2 separate regions of the Mus musculus genome follow, and region 2 is linked to region 1. Evidence: chromatin loops called from intact Hi-C (ENCODE). Cell type or tissue: heart. All regions are shown on one strand. Each heading gives the region's core, and the rest is flanking DNA. Links, peaks and the distances in the headings are about the cores only. Region 1 overlaps Hs2st1 (heparan sulfate 2-O-sulfotransferase 1). Region 2 holds the start of Sh3glb1 (SH3-domain GRB2-like B1 (endophilin)).

Region 1 (2,908 bases), core at 318-2,817:
ATGAAATGAGTTCAACAGGGTTGCAATTAATTTTCCAAAAAACATGACCCTTCATGCTTGTGGTGCTGAGAGGAAACCCAGGGAGCCATACATGTCCAGCAGCTTTCTACACCAAGAAGCAGCATCAGCCCTGACCACATGACTGCCAACACAGACGTTTTACATTATACACACAAGATGTGAATTTATCTATTTTAAAGCATATAGCAGATCAAAGGCATTTAAACAGTCTACAGACATAGACGAGTTTAGAAGATCCATATGCTTCAGATTGGAGAATTACAGTTAGTGAACCAAAGGTAAAGAGAAACAAAGAATCCCAAGCCATATAAACACCATTATCTCTGAGCCAGAACTTCAAAACAGAAACACACGCAGAATCTGTTTTTCTGTCTGTTATGTTTGTGTATGTTTTCATCAGGGTTTCTTTAAAAAAAAAAAAACAAAAACACTGACTTCTCATTTGAGTCACCAAGTAGACTTTTTAAAAGGCAATGAAGCCTAGCATGACTGTTTTGTTAGGTCCTTGCCTCTGGATGGAACTCCTACTTCACTCTGCACAGGCAAGAGCATCTCTCAAGGAGTGTCTACCAACTTATCTCATCCCCTTCCAAGGCTGAAGGTACAGCACAAGACCTGGATCCCGAGAATACCATATCCTCCAAGGACAGACTCTCCAACGTGGAGACAAATACCACTAAGGACAAGAGAGCAGAAGCGAGCGCCTTGTAGGAACCAGTCTGATCTTGCCATGCTGACAGTCAGTTGTACAGACCTCTTTGGGCATCCTGCAGAATCAGAACTAATAATCAACCAGCCCGTAGCCCAGCCACAAGTGCTTGAGTATGCAAATGTGTCCCCAAAACTCCTCTCTATAGGAATGCAAAGCTCATGTTGGTACCCAGTGATTCGACAAGGGGCCCTGGGCCCTTCATTTGTTCCTCCTAACATGTTAGATCTCTGTCCTCTACCTTTCAGCTCCGCTCATCCTTTCAGCGGGTGTATTTGGAGGGTGGCTGGGCTGCTGGACCTGGGGCCTGTGCTCCCAAACTCCAGTTTGCTGGAGAACAGCCCCAGAAGCTGTTAGCATCAGAGGGCTTTTGTTTTGTTTTTGTTCTGTTTGTCTTTGCATTTCAAAAAACAAAACATAGTGGGTTAAGATTCCATAAAATTAGTGTCAACTTCCCTTAGTCCTGGCTGCTGTGTCAAAGTCCCTTAGTCCTGGCTGCTATAAATATTGCTGAGAGTTCCCAAGACTGTCACTAGAGTAAAATTACCAAACCAACACAGGCAGGAGCAGGCCTTTTTTTCTGCCAAATTCATTTTTTCTTTTTGTTTTTGTTTTTCTTTTTTTCTGACGAAGGTAAAGTCCTATATTCCTTGTCTATTTCTTTACCTGTGACATTTTAAAGTGTGAGGACTACATCTCCAGGTGTCTAAGGACTACCTCCTTATCTTACAGTCAGATTTTAATAACTGGCTGGAGACTTTTAACACCAAGTGTTGTTTTTGTTACTCTACCAATAACCACCCCCCTCCCCCCATACTTAATTAAATAGAATCTCTAAAAATGGAAAACCATGTACTGCAAATTTAAAAGAAAAATTCACCTAAGTGATTTTTCTCAATCAAGTCAGTTTTGGGAAACCATGGGTCTCTCCAAGACAATAATTAAAATTTACTTAAGGTCAAACTAATATGAAGCCAGAAGAGGGCAGCAGGTAGCTATTCTGCAAAACTAAATATGCAAATATATAAATAACTATAAGGTACAAAGTAGAGAGTGTTCTCCGGGAAAGGCCCACAGAGACTCAGATATTCTCAGAGAAATTGCCAGCCTCCAGTGAGAAGTAATGAGCGACCTGTAAGAAGCAAGCGAGTCAGCCAGGAAATGTCAGGACGTGCCTGGCAGGAGTGAGAGTGGTGAGAGTCCAAGAGCAGAGCCTCCTCCACCTGTCAGGAGGTAACTACAAAAGAAGACAAGAGCTGGAGCGATTCCTGAAGCTTAACCCTCAGGAGCAACCCAGCTACAGCGGGAACTGTTGGAATCACAGAGTGAAAGAACATTAGGGACAGAACAACACAAAGAAGCAATGGAAAGCATGTCTGATGGAAAGGAAAGGTCCTCATTTTTAAATCAAAGCTTTATGACGTTAGCAATGGAAAGGAAACTTAATATTCTGGAGGTGCTGGGCTGTGTGCGAGTGGCTGCTACAGTACAGGCACTTATGGCACCGATCTGCAGCACAGCATGGGCTGGGGGCAAAAGCACATACATACATACATACATACACATAATTAAAAATGAAAGAATACATCATTAAAATATGACCCAGAGTTTTCTAATCTTTGCTTTTAGATCACTTAGAAGTTTGCAACTGTGAGACAAATAGTGAAGAGTCAACCAGCACAGGAATAGCTGTGCAAACCCACCCTGACTTCCATGCACAGCTAACGCAGCTGATGCACACACAGTTCTGCCATCCGCTGTATAATTCAGATGGTATTTCTACATCCTCCATTGTTACTGCTCTTCAGCATCCAACCAAACCAATCTGCACTCTCTAGCTGGAGCTGCACATTTAGACTACTGCTTCCTCTTAAACTTATTCATTTAAGTGAGTGTTTGTGTGAGAGAGACTGTGTGCATGTGTGTGCGTGTGTATGTAAAGAATACTTATAGAAGAGACTCCAAAATACATTTAGCCTTAAAGCCTGTTGAGCACATATGTATTACTCCTTCCTCTCAACCTTTAGGAGGCAGGGTTTACAAGCTGGTCTCGAATTTTCCATCCTTGCAGCTCAGCCTTCCTGGCGCTAGCTACCAACCATATGTTTTTGGTAAAAAGAAAGAAAGAAAGAAAGAAAGAAAGAAAGGAGGGAGGGAGGGAGGGAGGGAGGGAGGGAG
Region 2 (2,908 bases), core at 296-2,795, 190 kb after region 1:
TAAGTAGTGGGTCAGAGGGCAACTTTGGTTGTCTGCTAGCCAAGCAAGTCAAGCCAGTTTATTTACCCTCTCTAAGACTGCTTCCTTTTTAAGGGAGGGCGAACAATGCCTCTCTGGCAAAGTGACAGAGATGGGCTGCAGCTAGTACGTTCAATGCACAGTAAACTGCTCGTCATACTATTTTTCATAAGATAGGCAGTCATTACCCTGGGGAACTGTCCGATTCTTTTGCCAAGGATAACGAAATATGATATTCACAGTGCCAGTAAAATGAAATGAATCAAGAAATAAAGCAGCACACGTGAGATTTATAGTTCGGTGGGATTTTGGCACATGGGACATTACTTTTGTTTTCTCTTTCCGGAACAGAGGGCTGCTGCTACCCTATGTCACTAACTTCAATACCAGATTGTTTACAAGCCACGTTGTGAAATTGACATCTGCTCCGAGATTTAACTGAGTTTGCATAATGTGGGTGTTGACTGTAAAAAATCTGCCCAAGTTCCCTATTGCTGACACTTCCTTAATCACAGAATAAGGAGACGCAGTGAACTTTTCCCTTCCAAGTGCGCCTGAAGCCAAGCGTGCCCGGTCCCCTCCAATGTGACAACAACGTGAATCGCGTCCTCCTCTCACCCCTGCTCTATATAGCCCATCTGGGGAACGCGTCAGGGCACCCCTAATCCTAGGTGTCCTGCGTCCTTGGTGAAGCTGGGACACCGACAGGGACAGGCAATCTCCATCTCCCCCACGGGCTGCTAAGCTCTGGGACAATCCTTCCAAGGGGCAGCAGCGAGGGCTGGTGGGAACTGAGCTGGCAGCTCCTCTGCGTTGAGGGGCAGGAAAAGGAAACTCCCTTCTCGGTCGGACGCGGCCCGGAGGGCGAGAGCGAGCGCAGCGGAGGGTGGGGGTGGCGCCAAGGTGCTCGGCGTGCCCTGCCTCGCCGGCTGGGGCACCGAGGCCTCCGCCCCGGGGTGAACCCAAGGTGTCCGCCCTGGGCCGCGTCCCGACTCGCCTGCCGGGGCGCGGGGCGGCGGCGGCCGGGCGAGCGAGGCGGAAACGGCCAGCGGGGCAGGGGCGCCAGGCCGCGCCCATCGGCAGGCCTGGGTACCAGGGCGACGCCGTCCCCGACCCGCCCTCCGCTCGCCCTCCCCGGCGCCACCACCCCGCCCGGCCCCAACCGCCGCCGCCGTACCTGCACGGCCCGGCTGAGGAAGGTGCCCGCGTCGGCCGCCAGCTTCTTCACGTTGAAATCCATGATGTTCATGCCGGGCGGCAGCCGGGCAGAGCCGCCGGCTGCGCTAGCGGGGAGGCGGGGAGCGCCGCGGCCGGGCTGGGGCGCCGGGCGACGGCGACGGCGGGGCGGACGTGGTAGGTGGCGGGAGGCGGCGCCAGCCCCGCGCAGCTGTCGTTTCCTGGCGGGGAGGCGGGGGAGGGAAGAGGGCGGGCGCCCGCGAGCGCGCGCCTCTCCGCTCACACGCTGGGCCTGTCGCGTCGCCGAGCAGCTGCGAGCCACGGGGACCGAGGTCGCGTCCGGAGGAAGGCCCCGCCCCGCCCCGCCGCCCGGCGACTGTGCAACCGCGGCGGAAAACAGCCGGCCGGGAGGGGGGCGTGGCCTCACCGATGGCGTGGGGTGGGGGGCGGGGGTGTCCTCGCGGGAACAGCGACCCCTGCAGGGTGGCCGAGGATTCACCACTGGGTGGAGCCGCTGCAGAGGTTCTCATGGGAACAGCGACCCCTGCAGGGAGGCCGAGGATTCACCACTGGGTGGAGCCGCTGCAGAGGTTCTCATGGGAACAGCGACCCCTGCAGGGTGGCCGAGGATTCACCACTGGGTGGAGCCGCGGCTGAGGCTCTCCTGACAGCTCACTAAGCACCAAGCCAGTGTCAGAGCATCAGTGGAAGTTCTTACCAGAACGAGAGCCTCCTGGGCTCTCACCCTGATTCCCTCCCACAGCATCTCAGTGAGTGTCTGTGACAGAATCGCCCGGACAAAAGTTCCTTAGAAAAGCATGGACAAAACGTTCCTTAAAAGGAAACAGAACTGACACTATAGAATCATTGGCCCGGATTTCCTGTATTGGGTCTGGGGTCAAAGGCTACCTATGGCTTGGGTAGACACCTAGCCAATCTTTGCTGAACGGGATTGTCTTCATTGTCCCCTACCCTATTATACTTTGACTCACTGTTGAGGACCTATTGTGTGTGAGGCATTGAGTAGGTGCTGAAGGGTTCAGTCCCTTTGGTGGCTGGTGGTCATCTGAGGCATATTTAGAAAGTATCTCCCATCCCCTGGGAAGGTATATAAGAGCATTTCAGAGAGACAATGGAGAAGAAAGACAAGGTTCCTATCCGGTTATACATTCCTTCACTCCTGAGTACCTACTGTCTGGCAGGGCCTCAACCTTCCAACTCTTAGCTGTGTGATAAAGGCATGAGCCCTTCCCCCCACACCCACCCACCCAGACACCCACACTACACTCAGCTAATTTAGTTTCTGTTTTCTGAGAAAAGGCCTCATGCGACCTAGCCTGGCTTCAGGTATCCAAAGACCGCTTCAAACCCATCACCCTCCTGTCTTTGTTTTTCTTTCTTGTTCCTCCCTCCTTTTTCTTCTCCCCACTTCCTTTATCCTGGGGACCAAACCACTGTCCAATAGATCCTGTTTTACAGGTCTTATCATGTAACTTTCATTTTGGTGTTTCAAGATGCCTCTGGAACCTCTAGATATCACACATATGTTCTCACATTAGAAAGGAAATGAAGGGGAGAGGCAAAAGTACACACCAGCTCAGTGTCCCTTTCTCCTTTAAAACAAGCATTCCATAACCCCCAGCTCGTAAACTTTCATTTTCACATCGTTAGTGAGAACTGGGCCATTTAGGTCCTCACAATGGCAGTTCGATCG

The links. A loop is a pair of places that touch in the nucleus more often than their neighbours do. Peaks named below come from ENCODE experiments on the same cell type or tissue, not always from the same donor. Only the 100,000 strongest peaks of a DNase experiment are listed, where the experiment ranks them.
Region 2: it touches region 1 in a loop (12-fold over the local background); 4 of 42 quality-filtered maps call a loop at or near these places.

What each region holds. Positions count from the first base shown.
Region 1 is chr3:144,529,413-144,532,320 of GRCm38, forward strand. All of the region lies in intron 1 of Hs2st1 (heparan sulfate 2-O-sulfotransferase 1), which reads right to left. Gm43560 (a long non-coding RNA gene) reads right to left here. Exons shown (of 2, transcript XR_003954573.1): 1 at 1-2,908. Among named protein-coding and RNA genes, the nearest start is that of Gm43560, 4.0 kb to the right of the region's middle. In heart, for the core only: a CTCF peak has its summit at 1,717 (motif pointing right); no DNase peak of the experiment used is centred there.
Region 2 is chr3:144,718,787-144,721,694 of GRCm38, forward strand. Sh3glb1 (SH3-domain GRB2-like B1 (endophilin)) reads right to left here and starts at 1,549. Exons shown (of 9, transcript NM_019464.3): 1 at 1,196-1,549. The coding sequence starts at 1,267. In heart, for the core only: no CTCF peak of the experiment used is centred there; DNase peaks (open chromatin) are centred at 705 and 1,435; H3K4me3 peaks cover 2,039 bases; H3K27ac peaks cover 2,395 bases.